Regions from separate parts of the Homo sapiens genome. Here regions 1, 2 and 3 are each linked to region 4. A link is a contact called in ENCODE Hi-C or POLR2A ChIA-PET data. All regions are on one chromosome and are shown on one strand. Each heading gives the region's core, a stretch centred on a gene start or an enhancer-like site at or near the end of the contact. The rest is flanking DNA. Distances are from core to core; before and after follow the strand shown. Region 1 holds the start of NSMF (NMDA receptor synaptonuclear signaling and neuronal migration factor). Region 2 holds the start of MRPL41 (mitochondrial ribosomal protein L41). Region 3 holds the start of ZMYND19 (zinc finger MYND-type containing 19). Region 4 holds the start of TRAF2 (TNF receptor associated factor 2).

Region 1 (3,288 bases), core at 292-2,791, 570 kb after region 4:
CCCTCGTAGCAGCCGTTGGAGACGAGGGACAGGCGGCGCTTGTTCTGGGGGGCCGGCTGCATCTCGGGGGACCCGTCGTGGCCAGAGTAGGCATCAGCCAGCAGGTGATCTAGGAGAGACACTGAGTGAGCCTGCCTGCCGCGTGTGGGCCCCCCGCTGCCGGTTTCATAGCAGGCCGAAGGCAGAGAACACCCAGTGGGCACCTGGCCTCTGTGGGGGACTAGGGCTGCCCAAACCCTAGTCACTGGCGTGTTTCTGAGCCCCTCACTCCTATCTGGGCCTGAAGCTCTAGCATGTGCGTGGGGGCTGGGTGACGCTGTGCTACCTGTGTGCGGTCCTGCCGGGTAGGAACACGCAGGCCATCCCCCAGCCTGCGATCGCACCGTTTGCCTGGTGCCAACTTCCCCCTCCCCCCACCAGCTGGCCCCCAGAGGCAGTGGTGCCAGCCCTGGGGGAGCCAGGAGGCCTGTTGCCATGCCAACGGCCCAGGCGGGGTGGGTGCCATGGTGACGAGCGGCTGGGAACTGCTCCTGGGGCTCGGGCAGGGAGGGCAGGGGATGTAAGGAAGCCAGGCCGGCAGGGCGCCGGGCCCACGCGCAACCAATGCCCCTCACGCTCCACCCCCGGAGGCAGGGATCAGCATCCCTTGGGCTGGGGGGTCTGGGCGGCCCTGGCACGGCCTCGCGTGCCCCTACCTGCGCCGTTGCGGTTCTCAGGGTGACTCTGGGACAGGTACTCTCCAAACGCTCGGGCTGCTCTGAGGGTGGACAGAGGGCACGGTCAGAGGCCACGGCACGACCCTCCCAAACACCGGGCCGCGCAAGAGCCGGGGGTCCGGTCCCCAGCCAGGCCCTCGGCGTCTGGAAGGAGGGTCGGGGTCGTCCCCCTCCGGGAGCCCACACACCCTTGGTCCTGGTGCGCCCTGGCCAGGCCTGCAGGCCCGGCCCCTGCCCGTCGGACCGTGGAGAGGGGTCGCGAGGCCGGTCGGCTGCTGTTCCCCGGGGGAACCGAGGCCACTCCCGACCTGGGGGGTGCGCTCGCCCACCACGCGCTCGCGAGGGGAGGGGAGGGAAGAGCAGGGCAGGGGACCAGGAAGAGGGAGGCGCGGGGCGCGGGGAGGGCGCCTCAGTGGCAGAGGCCGGGGCCCGGGAGCCCGGGGAGCACCGCGGGGCAGGGGCGGACTCGGGCGGGGTCGGAGGTCCAGGGCGGGGTGCGGGAAGGCGGCCCCGCCGCACTCACCGCACTTTGGCCGCCACCGAGGACATGGCCTCGCTCCTCAGCGCCCTCCTCCTGGAGGCGGCGGCGCCCATGGTCGAGGCGGCGGCGCATCCCCCGGGCCTCAGAGCGCGCCCCGCGCCCGCCGCCTCCGCCGGGGTAGCCGCGCCGCACCGGGGGTCGCGCTCGGGCTCGGGCTCGGGGTCTCGCTCGGGCTCCGGCTCGGGCTTGGGCTCGGGGTCGGGCTCGGGGTCGGGCCCGGTCCCCGCATGGCCGCACCCGGCGCTCCGCGCGTGCCGCCGCTCCCGGGAGAGCGCTGCCCGAACCGAGGGCCGGCCCCGCCCATCGTGACGTCAGGGCCCGGGCGGGCCCAGAGGGGCGGTCGGCCCCACCTACCGTGACGTCAGGGCCCCGGAGAGCTCGGAGAGGACATGTGGCCCCGCCCACCGTGACGTCCGGGCCCGGGTTGAGTTGGGGGCGGGGCCGGGCGGCCTGGCTCCGCGCCCTCTCGTCCAGGCCTCCAGAGCGGGGAAACTGAGGCCAGCGGCCCCCTGGTCGCAAAGTCCTGGGCCCTCGGCCCTCACGATCTGCTGCTCAGACCTGCAGGATCACAGGGAGGCCGGTTCTCCCTCCCCTTACACAAAAGGGCTCCCTGTGCAGTTTGGGAACTGGAAACCGAAGGGGAAGCCAGTTTAGGGGGCACCCAGTTTGCACGAGGCCAGAGAGAGACAGAGGGGCCCGTCCTGGTCCTGGGGGGCCACAGCTCTATGCAGACTCTGGACGCCCTACCTGCCTGGCCTGCATTTGCCGCCCTAGGGCTCTCAGGCCCCAGCAGTGGGGTCCTTTGAGGAGGACTGGGGACTGCCCAGCCTCAGGGACCACCCGCATCAGGGAGAACCAGTAGTGTTTCTTTGCCACAGGGACCTCGGCCCGGGAGACACGTCCAACAGTGAGATCCACCTTTATTGAAACATCACACGGCAGCATCAGGGCTCCCACACCTCACAGGGCAGCAGGCAGTTCACAGGACAGCAGGCAGTTCACAGGGCTTTGGGGGCCTCACAGGGCAGCAGGTGGTTCACAGGGCTTCGGGGGGCCTCACAGGGCTTCGGGGGGCCTCACAGGGCTGCAGGGGGTTCACAGAGCTTCAGGGGCCTCACAGAGCTTCAGGGGCCTCACAGGACTGCAGGGGGGCTCACAGGGCCCTGTATGCAGGGCTGCTGGTACAAAGAAGAGGCCCAGAGAACCCTAACACAGCCTGGGGCCCCGGGGAAGTCAGGGCTTCCAGCAGGGCAGGTACAGAGGCCCCTAGGACTTGGCAGGAGCCTCAGCCTTGGGGACAGTCCCACGGAAGACGCTGCATCCGGGCTCTTTAGCAGAGGCCTCTACCCGTCCTGGTCAGAGGAGCCCTCAGACAGTTTTGGGAAAGCCAGACTGGGGTGTCGATGCCGCAGTGAGGACTCGTCCTCCTGCAAGCAGACCGCATGTTCCAGGTGAGGACCAGGCAGGGCAGGGGCTCTGCAGCGCTGGTAACCCGGTGGGACCACAGGGAGGGAGTGGCCGGCACAGGGCCAGGCACCAAGGCTCAGCTGTGGGCACCAGGTGGGACCATGCCCAGCTCCTCACCAAGTCTGAGCCCTGCTGGGCTGAGGTGCTCTGGAAGTCTGCGTATGCATCCCTGGGGACGTCCAGCAGCTCCTCCTCGTACTCCGTCTGGTAGTCAGATTCGTCTGGCACCGAGGGTAGGGCTGCGTCAGTCCCCTCCCAAGGAAGGGACCGTACCCAGCATAGCCACACTCAGAGGCAGAACCGGCCACAGATGCCCACCCCCGCCTCCAAGGTGGCCCGGGGCCCTACACGCAGCCACCTGGTCCCAGGGCAGCCCTGCACACCACCCCTGGTTCTGTCTGGCTCCAGCTTTGCCCCAGCACATCACTTCGTGGGTCTTCCACAAGGACAAGGAGCGGGCAGACACTCCTCCCCTTGTCAGCCAAGCACCCTGAGGGCTCCAGCACCCCAGACCTGGCAACTGTGGATAGGGGCTGCCTTGCCCAGGGCCCTCTCGGCCTGCGG
Region 2 (3,200 bases), core at 137-2,636, 670 kb after region 4:
GTCAAGAGGAGCCAGGCCCAGCGCGGCGGGGATGGGGGCAGCGCTGCCTTCTGGAGAAGCACGGCTGGAGGGGAGGTGACGCTGGCGGGGCGTGGATCCGGGGTGTGGGGATGCAGCTGGGGAGGAGGGTGCAGCTGGGGAGGGGGTGGATCCGGCGTGTAGGGGTACCGCTGGGGAGTGGGTGCAGCTGGGGAGGGGGTGGATCTGGGGTGTGGGGGTGCCGCTGGGGAGTGGGTGCAGCTGGGGAGGGGGTGGATCCGGCGTGTAGGGGTACCGCTGGGGAGTGGGTGCAGCTGGGGAGGGGGTGGATCTGGGGTGTGGGGGTACTGCTGGGGAGAGGGTGCAGCTGGGGAGCGCGTGGATCCGGCGAGTGGGGGTACCGCTAGGGAGGGGGTGCAGCTGGGGAGGGGGTGGATCTGGGGTGTGGGGGTGCCGCTGGGGAGGGGGTGCAGCTGGGGAGGGGGTGGATCTGGGGCGTGGGGGTGCCGCTGGGGAGGGGGTGCAGCTGGGGAGGGGGTGGATCTGGGGCGTGGGGGTGCCGCTGGGGAGGGGGTGCAGCTGGGGAGGGGATGGATCTGGGGTGTGGGGGTACCGCTGGGGAAGGGCGTGCAGCTGGAGAGGGGATGGATCTGGGCTGTGGGGGTGCCGCTGGGGACGGGGTGCAGCTGGGGAGGGGGTGGATCCGGATTGTGAGGGTGCGGCTGGGGGGCGACTTCCGCGTGGGGTGAGAGGTCGCCTGCGAGGGTGACCGGGCAGGAGGGCTCAGTGCGCAAGCCGGACGTGCTGGGTCCAAGATTATTGATTAATTTGGGCACCGCGAGGGCTCGAGTCCCCCCACACCACTGCCCGGCCTGCGGGGGAGCACAGACAGCCCGGGCCCTCCCGGCTGCAGGTCCCGGGCTTTCCCCGCGCGGTTGCCGGCTCCGCCCAGAGGAGCCGCGCCCGGCGGAGGGGTAAGAAAGGCAGGGTCGCGGCGTCAACGCGGCGGCCGTCTCGAGTCCAGGGCCCGCGTCCTCCCCGACCTCCCGACGCCACCTCACGGCCTCAGGGGGACTGGGCTCCCGGGAAACCGCCGGCCACCTGGCGGACGAACACAGGCAGTGGCGGGCAGTGGAGACGCCAGGGACCACCGCGCTGAGAGCGATCACTCATCCGCCAGCCCCGCCCCGCGAGCCCCGCCCCGCGAGCCCCGCCCCGCGAGCCCCGCCCCGCGAGCCCCGCCCCGCGAGCCCCGCCCCGCGAGCCCCGCACCGCCGGCCCCGCACCGCCAGCCCCGCGAGCCCCGCCCCGCCCCGCGCGCTCCTCGCATTGGCCGAGTCCCCGCGGCCACACCCCCTACCAGATTGGGGCCGCTATTGGACGCGGCGGCCGCGGCCAATCGGAGCCGCTCTTGCTGCGACGCAGCGGTCGGAAGCGGAGCAAGGTCGAGGCCGGGTTGGCGCCGGAGCCGGGGCCGCTTGGAGCTCGTGTGGGGTCTCCGGTCCAGGTGAGTCTGTCGGATTGGGGCGGGCGCCGCGCGCGGCCAGGGGCGGGGCTGGCCGGGTTCCCGGGGCCGCGACTACCCGCTCTCTCCTCCCGCAGGGCGCGGCATGGGCGTCCTGGCCGCAGCGGCGCGCTGCCTGGTCCGGGGTGCGGACCGAATGAGCAAGTGGACGAGCAAGCGGGGCCCGCGCAGCTTCAGGGGCCGCAAGGGCCGGGGCGCCAAGGGCATCGGCTTCCTCACCTCGGGCTGGAGGTTCGTGCAGATCAAGGAGATGGTCCCGGAGTTCGTCGTCCCGGATCTGACCGGCTTCAAGCTCAAGCCCTACGTGAGCTACCTCGCCCCTGAGAGCGAGGAGACGCCCCTGACGGCCGCGCAGCTCTTCAGCGAAGCCGTGGCGCCTGCCATCGAAAAGGACTTCAAGGACGGTACCTTCGACCCTGACAACCTGGAAAAGTACGGCTTCGAGCCCACACAGGAGGGAAAGCTCTTCCAGCTCTACCCCAGGAACTTCCTGCGCTAGCTGGGCGGGGGAGGGGCGGCCTGCCCTCATCTCATTTCTATTAAACGCCTTTGCCAGCTATACGGTGTTTGTTTTTTGGCCTCAGGTCATGGCAAAGTGTGCAGCATGACAGATTTCAGTGCAGGCACCTAAGCCGAGTTCTCATGCAGACTCGGCGCTGTGAACCTCTTTGGAGGTCATCTTCCGAGTCCGAAGGTTCTGGGAACCTGCCAAGGGCAAACATCACTCAGCTTGCAGGAGAAAGAATTTACAAGGCAGATTGTGCCGGATGACAGCACTGGTCAGTTCATCCCCCAAATTATTCACCCAGGGAACAAAGATACAGAGATGGGGGTCTCACTATGCTGCCCAGGCTGAGAACTCATGGGCTGAAATGATCCGCCCGCCTCAGCCTCCCAAAATGCTGGGATTACAGGTGTGAGCCACTGCGCCCAGCCTAGGAAAATTTCCTGTTGCAATCTGACATATAGTGACATGTTGTGTTGTATCATCAGAAAAGAAGAAAGGGATAAGGCCAGGTGCGGTGGCTCACGCCTGTAATCCCAGCACATTGGGAGGCTGAGGCGGGAGGATCACAAGATTAGGAGTTCAAGACCAGCCTGGCCAGCATGATGAAACCCCATCTCTACTAAAAATACAAAAATTAGCCAGGCGTGGTGGCGTGCGACTGTAGTCCCAGCTACTCCAAAGGCAAGAGAATCGCTTAAACCCAGGAGGCAGAGCTTGCAGTGAGTCGAGATCGCACCACTGCACTCCAGCCTGGGTAACAGAGTGAGACTCCGTCTCAAAAAAGGGATAAAACTGCATGTTTTTTTGCTTGTAGTCACCTATGTATCATTAGTAAATGCTGAGGATTTGACAAATAGTGGCCTGTACCTCAACCACAGTTCCTCCCAGAGAGACAAAAGCCCTCACAGCAGGAGTTGGATGTAACACACCCAGTTTGTTCACACACCTAAAGTCACCATCTGTCCAGTATTTGGGAGCTAACCCGTGTGGGTGCTGCAGTGATGAGTGTTCCCTACAGACTTCACATATTTCAAGCTGATGACCCCCAAGGCAACTTGGAACACACACTCCCTTTTACTTACCTGCATAGGGATCCAATACAGGTTGAGCGTCGTTATCCAAAATGCTTGGGGCTGGGCGCCCTGGCTCATGCCTGTAATCCCAGCACTTTGGGAAGCCGAGACAGGC
Region 3 (3,275 bases), core at 174-2,673, 700 kb after region 4:
AAGAGCCAGAAGGTTTTGATTAGGGTGTGTTTATTAAGCTGAGCTACTCACTGATTACCCTTTTTAGCTTTTTGTCCATCTGAAATGTTCCAAAGAAAAGCTGTAAGGGATGACAATGCCATCATGGGTGGAGTTAGAAGGGGTCTCTGGTCTCCGACCTGACTGGAGAGCCCACCCTTCCCTGGTGGAAAAAAGCCTCCTCCCCAGCAGGCCCTGCCTATGCTCTTGCAGCAGGGGCAGGAAACAGGAACAGGTCCCAGAACGGGCCAGTCTCCCTCTTGGCAGTTTTTCTTCTGGGATCTGAACCTGTTTTACCTGACGCCGCCTGACACTGCCTCGGCTCCTCTCTCCCACCAAAAGCCGCAGCCGCTGGTGACGGGAACAGGGCTCCCATCCGGGTAAGGACCCTGGCTGGTGCAGCTGCACAGGTGGCTCCGAGAAACCGCCAAGCCTCAATGCCCACAGGTGCCATGGAATCCCCAGCCTCAAACGTGGAGCGTGGGGGCCAAGTAAGAAGAGAAGTCGAGGAAGGCCCTGAGTCTGCAGCATCAGGGCCCAGGCTTCTTCCTCTCTGCTCCGAGTCTGAGGCTCAGCCTAACGTGGCCAACCCCTGGCAGCGTTAAAACGAGCCTGAAGCCCTGCTGAGAACTGGGAGGCACAGAAGAGCCCACACCAGACCCGCCTCGGCGAGAGGTGTGGAAGTGGCGCTGCCTCGGAAAGGGCGCTGTGTTTAAACCGTGTGGCCGCACTGGCAGCCCGGACGCCGCGCTAGGCCCCGGATCGCCGACACCACTGGGAGGGCTCCGGGAGAACGCGGCTCGGGCTCGAGCCACGCATCTCCGCACCCGGCTCGGGACAGGGCCGTGGCCTCCACCTCCGGCAGGGCAGGGCCGAGGGTGGCCAGGTGCACCCCAGAGCCGAGGGGTGCGTGCCCGCCGGCCTGCGAGAGGAAGCTGCACCCGCGCGGGGCCAGCAGCCGGGCCCGCGCAGCGTCCCCCGCCCCGCTGGGGCCCATCCCGGGCTCCGCGCCCCCGCCCCGGCCGCCGCCCGCACAACCGCCCCCGGCCCCGCGCGGAGGCCTGGACGGGCGAGACGGGCCGGGTCGCGGGCTCCGCGCCGCTCACCTTCCCGGCCACCCGGCCGAGCCGCACGATACCCAATTTGAAGTCGGTCATGGCCGGGCCTGCGCTCTCGGCCGGCAGCGCCGCTCCCTCGGGAGGCGCCGAGCGGGGGCCGGGGCGAGGCCGCGGCGCGCCGGGACAGGACGGGACCGGAGCCGGGGTCGGGGTAGCAGCCAGGCGGGCTCCGGGCGGGACGAGGCTGGGCCGGGCTCGGGCCTCCGCCGCCGCCTCGCGCCCGCCGGACCTGCCACGCGCCGCCGCCGCCGCCGCCACCGCCACCGCGCGCACCACAGCGAGCGGAGCGGAGGGGCGGGGCGCAGCCCCGGACACACCCCCCGGCCCGCCGCCGCTCGGCCAATGGCTAGGCGCGCACGGCGCCGACCGGCGCGCGCCGCCCCGCAACAACCAATAGGAGGAGGGCGAGTGCGCCGGCGCTCTGGGGAGCGGGGCGAGCGCGGGGGAGGGGCGAGGCCGGGGGCGGTGCCTGCGCGCGCCGACGTCAGTTTCGCGGGAAGCTTTGTGCGGGCAGCGGCGCCGCGCCTAGAGGGGCAGTGCGGAGTGTGGCTGGGGACTCGCGCCGGGTCCGTGGAGCTCTGCGAGCTGGCTGCTTTTCGCCTCCCTTGCGGTAGCCTCCGTAAGCTGTTTCCCGCCGCCGTCCTGGCCCCGAGCGCGGAAGGAGGAGGTGGACGGAGCTCGTGCGGGGCCCTCTGGGCGGGCGGGGAGCGGGCGAGGCGGGCTAGGAAGAGGCCGTTGCCGCGGGACGCGGGTGTTTCTGGAGAGACAGCGGACGCCCGGCCCACGCGACCCGGAGGGCGCGGCCTCCCGCGCAGCCTTCTCCGAGCCGCCGGCTCTTCAGCCTCGGGGGCGGCTGACCTCCAGAGCAGCCTGGTCCAAGGCGTCTGGAAACGGAACTCCAGTGAGGCCCATTAGGCTCCGCGGGAAAGCCGAGACCCGCTCAGGGAGGGACTGGGTACGCCGTGGTGGGCAGCGTGGCTCCCCTGCAGCCTGGAGCGAACGGGGCTAGGTCCTGCGTCCTGCTCCGCCGGTGTCCAGTCGCCCGTGAGGAGGCCTCACCCTGCCTCAAGGGCGACTCCTGCACCTGAGGAGCTGCACAGGCTCCTTTCTGGCTTGCTGGGTTCCGTTTTCTTTTCTTGCTTTTTTTTTTTTTTTTTTTGAGTCAGAGTTTTGCTCTGTCACCCAGGCTAGAGTGCAGTGGCACGATCTCGGCTCACTGCAGCCTCTGCCTCTCGGGTTCAAGCGACTCTCCTGCCTCAGCCTCCCGAGTAGCTGGGACTACAGGCACGCGCCACCATGTCCGGCTAATTTTTGTATTTTTAGTAGAAGTGAGGTTTTTCCATATTGGCCAGGATGGTCTCGAACTCCCAACCTGAGGTGATCGGCCCACCTCGGCCTCCCAAAGTGCTGGGATTACAGGCATGAGCCACCGTGCCCCAGCCTGCAAAGGGTGTACATGAGTGAGCCCAGACGTTCCATCTCTGGGTCCCCTGGTACTTGCCAGTACCCCAGACACCCTAGAGGACTGAAGGGGCTGATGAGTCCTGGCCTGCCTGAGACACACATTGGGGTTCAGGCTGGGCCTTGCTCAAAACATGCCTGTCCGACCGCGCGCGGTGGCTCATGCCTGTAATCCTAGCACTTTGGGAGGCCGAGGCGGGCAGATCACGAGGTCAGGAGCTGGAGACCATCCTGGCTAACACGGTGAAACCCCACCTCTACTAAAAATACAAAAAAAAAAGCCGGGCGTGGTGGCGGGTGCCTGTAGTCCCAGCTACTTGGGAGGCTGAGGCAAGAGAATGGCTTGAACCCGGGAGGCAGAGCTTGCAGTGAGCCGAGATCGTGCCACTGCACTCCAGGTTGGGCGACAGAGCGAGACTCCGTCTCAAAAAAAAAAAAAAAAGTACCTGCCCTACCAATCTCAACCTCATGGAGTTGCAAGGGTGTGATGAGATTATGAGCAACTGCTTTGTGAAAAGAAGTGGAGCTTGGTGGGTGCTCCCTAGGGTAGTTGAAAAGCACTGGTGTCATAGTCCAGGTTCCCCCAGAGGTTGACTTGAAATGGATTCGAGTCCAAATTTTGTCCGGGCCTGGTGGCTCATACCTGTAATCCCAGCACTTTGGGAGGCCGAGGCAAGT
Region 4 (3,651 bases), core at 11-2,510:
CGTGGTCTCAGGGTCTGAATGCTTGGAGGAGACTTACCTCCGTGAACGTTTCCTTCTCTGCAAAGCGGGGTGAAAGGTCTCCATTTCACCAAAGGCTGGATGGAGAGGGGGTGGTGTGTCCAGTGCTAGCCCGTGCACCGCCAGAGAGAACCTGCTGCAGCTCCCGTTCTCCTGGGCAGATGACAGTGCCGCCTCCCCCATGCAGCCCACAGGACTCCTAGGGCAGCCCCTGTTTTGGCCGCCAAGGCCACTGTTTTCATTTGAGTGTCTGGAGGCCATAGGTTGTGTTTTCACTTGAGGTCGGGAGTTCAAGACCAGCCTGGCCAACATGGTGAAACCTCGTCTCTATCAAAAATACAAACATTAGCCGGGCGTGATGGCGGGCGCCTGTAGTCCCAGCTACTCGGGAGGCTGAGGCAGGAGAATCGCTTGAACCCGGGAGGCGGAGGTTGCAGTGAGTCGAGATCGCGCCACTGAACTCCAGCCTGGGCGACAGAGTGAGCCTCCGTCTCAAAAAAAAAAATAAATAAAGTGCACAACCCAGTAGATTAGCACACCGGCCATGTCGGGCGGCCGTCACCACTGTCCGGTTGCAGAGCATTACCTCACCCCAAAAGGAGACCCCATAGCCTTAATACCTTACTTAAGTGTGCAGTATTCTTTTAGTCCTGTTTCTCATAAATGTTACCCAAATTGAGGCGCCGCTCTGCGCCCGGCACCGGGGGAGGCGGAGGGACCCGCAGGTGTCGGGTAGGTGCGGCCGCCCCGCCAGGGCCCCGCGTCCCGCGCGCGACGCGCGCCTCGTGGGAACCGGTGTCGCCCGGCTTGGGCTCCCGGCTCACCTCTCGGGTGTGCGGCAGGGGTCTCCGCCCCGGGGCCACGGGAGGGGAAGCAAGGGCCTCGCTGTCTCGCCGCACCTGGGGAAGGGACCCAATTAGCGCGGACCCCACAGCGCAGCACCTCACCAGCTCCCCGCACCAACGCCCCGGCGCGCTCTTTGAGGAAAAAGCAGAGGGCGACTTAGGTACCCACGCCGTCTCAGCGCCGACCAATCGGCGCACGCTGCGGCTCCTGCGGGCTCGCTGGTTGGCTCCGGCGTCAGTCCGTCAGGCGCGCTCGGAGCGGGGCGTATCTGGCCAATGGCTCTCGCTACAGCTTCCTGAGGGCTGGCTGGTTGGCTCCCATGTCCGTCCGTCAGGCGCACGCGGCGGAGCGGCGGCGGCGGCGGCGGCGTTGGGGGCGGTAGCTGGGCGGGCCCTTAGTTCCGGGCGCGCTGCGACCGTTGGGTGAGGCGAGCGCGGGGTCGGGTGCGGGGTCGGGCGCGGGCGCGGGGTCGGGTGCGGGGTCGGGCGCGGGGTCGGGCGCAGGCGCGGGCACCTCTCAGGGAGACTCCGGGCCGGAGCGGGAGCGGGGGCGGGAGAGGCCGCGGGGCGGGGGCGGGGCCAGCCCGAGGGGATTTCTCTGAGCCGCTGGGCCGGAAACCAAGTCCGAGCGTGGCTGGCGCGGGAAAGTTCGGGAACGCGCGCGGCCGTGCTCGGAGCAGCGCCAGGGCACGGTCCGGGGTTTTGCGCGGGGTCGCGGCTCCCAGTACCGCCTGAGGCCCGTGGGCGGCCCACCCGGCCCTGCCCCGTCCCGGGTCCGTCGCTCCCCCGCACCCTGTCGCCCCTCCACGCTCAGCTGTGGGCCCCTCGTGTCCCCGAAGCCCCGCACCCTCAGCCGGCTGCGTGCTCGGGAGGGTCAGGGGCGCCTCCGACCCCTGAGTTTGCCAGCGCCCCCCAGCCAGGGGTCGGGGAAGACCAGTGAGGCTGGGGGCGGAGCCGACTCTGCTGCCTTCCTGCCCAGTGGCTGGGGAGACCCAGGCTGAGCCTGGGTGAAAAGTCCCTCTGGCTGCTGGGAGGGTCGGGGGCAGCAAGGAGCCAGTGCGGGGATGGGCTGCGGTGGACCGGGCCGGGATCGGGGCCGGGGCCTGGTCCTGGCAGTAGCAGGGGATGTTTGTGGAAGGTAGAGCCGAGAAAAAGAGGAGTTGCAATGTCTGCAAGAATCTGGCGTGAGCAGCTGAAGGCTGGTGCTTCCTAGGCCAAGATGAAGGAGTCACAGCGCCCATGGCCTCTCGGGAGGCGGCCAGATGGGCAGCCTGGGGTCAGGGGAACGGTCAGGGCCAGAGCTGGGTATTTTGGAGTTGTCATTTTGAGGCCCCGAGGGCTGAGGGTCAGTGCAGAAGAGCACCAAGCCTCCACTCGGTGTAGGGCCGACAGGGGGTGGGGTGTCTGGCAGCCGGTGAAGACGGGGCTCGGAGGAGGAGGGAGTCTGGTCTGGGTCAAGTCAAGGGAAACTAGGACTGAGAACGGACCCTGCTCTGTGGCCACATGATTTTGAAGGGACGGAATTACTGCCCTGTAACTCAGTCTCTCTCCCTGTTAATAGCCCTAGTTTTTAATAAGAGGAACTGAATGTATTAATGGGTGGACACTTGTAAGGTTCAAGATCTCCTCTTCTACCACGCTTGCTTCTGATACTTTTGTATAAACAGTTGTTAAGAGTTTAGGTTGTTATCAAGCTTCTATTTGGTATTATTTTGAGCCTGAAAAAGATGGGGTTACATATAAAATTGTAATTTTATTTATTTATTTTTTGAGATAGTTTTGGTCTTGTTGCCCAGGCTGGAGTGCAGTGGCTCGATCTCGGCTCACTGCAGCCTCCGCCTCCTGGGTTCAAGCGATTTTTCTGCCTCAGCCTCCCGAGCAGCTGGGATTACAGGCGTGCACCACCACGCCCGGCTAATTTTTTGTATTTTTAGTAGAGATAGGGTTTCATCATGTTGGCCAGGCTGGTTTCAAACTCTTGACCTTAGGTGATCCACCCGCCTCGGCCTCCCAAAGTGCTAGGATTACAGGCATGAGCCACCGCGCCCGGCCATGAAATTACAGTTTTAAAGTTAACTTCTAGTATTTGGAGGGCCTCATATTCATGGCTGCATGCAGATCAGTGTTCCTGAATATTACTCAGATGAGCTTTTATAGAAGTGGGTTAGAATCAGGTGCCATTGACGCCTGTAGTCCCAGCTACTCCGGAGGCTGAGGCAGGAGAATGGCGTGAACCCGGGAGGCGGAGCTTGCAGTGAGCCGAGATCGCGCCACTGCACTCCAGCCTGGGTGACAGAGCGAGACTCCATCTCAAAAAGAATCGGGTGCCACCCAGTGAACTCTTACGTGGAGTCCAGTATTGTATGAAGCAGTTGTGTGCTGTTGGTGGAGACATGAATTGAGGTTTGAATCTCCAGCATTTGGGGCATCTTGGAGTCTGCTTGTGAGAAGGGCGAGGCCTGGGTTGAACCCAAGCGTTTGCGGCGACTAGGTGACCCCTGCAGCGGCCAGGTTGCACCCATATCTGATTTGATGTCATGGTTTGGGCAGTGTTTGACTTGTGTAACAATACAGCTTGTCCTTTTGAGAGTCACCGATGCCACCAAACCATGTTCACACACCAGAGTCAGGATGCCAGGTCTCAGCTGCCTGATGACTCCAGCTTAGTGAAGGCCTCTGATTTCTTGTGGGGGTGTCCCATTGTGAAGGGAACACACAGCTCGGCCCTACCAGCAACAAGGGTGCCAGATGCCCCCACTCTCCTGTGGAGGGGAGTCTCGCTCTGTCA

The links. Hi-C counts contacts between places; a loop is a spot of excess contacts on that map. ChIA-PET counts read pairs that join two places held with the same protein, here RNA polymerase II (POLR2A). Pooled maps may share reads with other maps.
Region 1: a loop to region 4 is called in a pooled map, with 8 times the contacts of the local background. The contact joins the promoter of NSMF here to the promoter of TRAF2 in region 4. A Hi-C loop is called at or near these places in 6 of 50 pooled maps. POLR2A ChIA-PET finds 5 or more read pairs at or near these places in 2 of 52 experiments (IMR-90 and activated naive CD4-positive, alpha-beta T cell).
Region 2: a pooled map shows a loop between it and region 4 (10-fold over the local background). The contact joins the promoter of MRPL41 here to the promoter of TRAF2 in region 4. A Hi-C loop is called at or near these places in 4 of 50 pooled maps. POLR2A ChIA-PET finds 5 or more read pairs at or near these places in 2 of 52 experiments (RWPE1 and activated B cell).
Region 3: a loop to region 4 is called in a pooled map, with 5 times the contacts of the local background. The contact joins the promoter of ZMYND19 here to the promoter of TRAF2 in region 4. A Hi-C loop is called at or near these places in 6 of 50 pooled maps. POLR2A ChIA-PET finds 5 or more read pairs at or near these places in 2 of 52 experiments (HEK293T and MCF 10A).

The regions. Positions count from the first base shown.
Region 1 is chr9:137,457,793-137,461,080 of GRCh38, forward strand. NSMF (NMDA receptor synaptonuclear signaling and neuronal migration factor) reads right to left here and starts at 1,542. Exons shown (of 16, transcript NM_001130969.3): 1 at 1,240-1,542; 2 at 696-757; 3 at 1-109. The coding sequence starts at 1,310. PNPLA7 (patatin like domain 7, lysophospholipase) reads right to left here. Exons shown (of 35, transcript NM_001098537.3): 34 at 2,842-2,945; 35 at 2,160-2,684. The coding sequence ends at 2,601. RefSeq lists enhancers at 1-423, 3,247-3,288 and silencers at 1,063-1,332, 1,423-1,772.
Region 2 is chr9:137,550,493-137,553,692 of GRCh38, forward strand. It overlaps MRPL41 (mitochondrial ribosomal protein L41), which reads left to right and starts at 1,387. Exons shown (of 2, transcript NM_032477.3): 1 at 1,387-1,486; 2 at 1,582-2,063. The coding sequence starts at 1,590. The coding sequence ends at 2,003. LOC124902317 (a long non-coding RNA gene) reads right to left here and starts at 3,188. Exons shown (of 2, transcript XR_007061883.1): 1 at 3,095-3,188; 2 at 2,035-2,209. RefSeq lists a silencer at 709-1,658.
Region 3 is chr9:137,589,089-137,592,363 of GRCh38, forward strand. ZMYND19 (zinc finger MYND-type containing 19) reads right to left here and starts at 1,424. Exons shown (of 6, transcript NM_138462.3): 1 at 1,125-1,424. The coding sequence starts at 1,175. It overlaps LOC124902318 (a long non-coding RNA gene), which reads right to left. Exons shown (of 3, transcript XR_007061885.1): 3 at 1,951-2,020. RefSeq lists an enhancer at 510-559 and silencers at 830-879, 930-1,039, 1,320-1,709, 1,900-1,969.
Region 4 is chr9:136,885,256-136,888,906 of GRCh38, forward strand. TRAF2 (TNF receptor associated factor 2) reads left to right here and starts at 1,261. Exons shown (of 11, transcript NM_021138.4): 1 at 1,261-1,286. It overlaps MIR4479 (microRNA 4479), which reads left to right and starts at 1,478; the gene lies at 1,478-1,548. LOC105376326 (a long non-coding RNA gene) reads right to left here and starts at 999. Exons shown (of 3, transcript XR_930448.2): 1 at 843-999; 2 at 38-95. RefSeq lists silencers at 686-815, 1,036-1,845 and enhancers at 1,222-1,957, 1,958-2,693.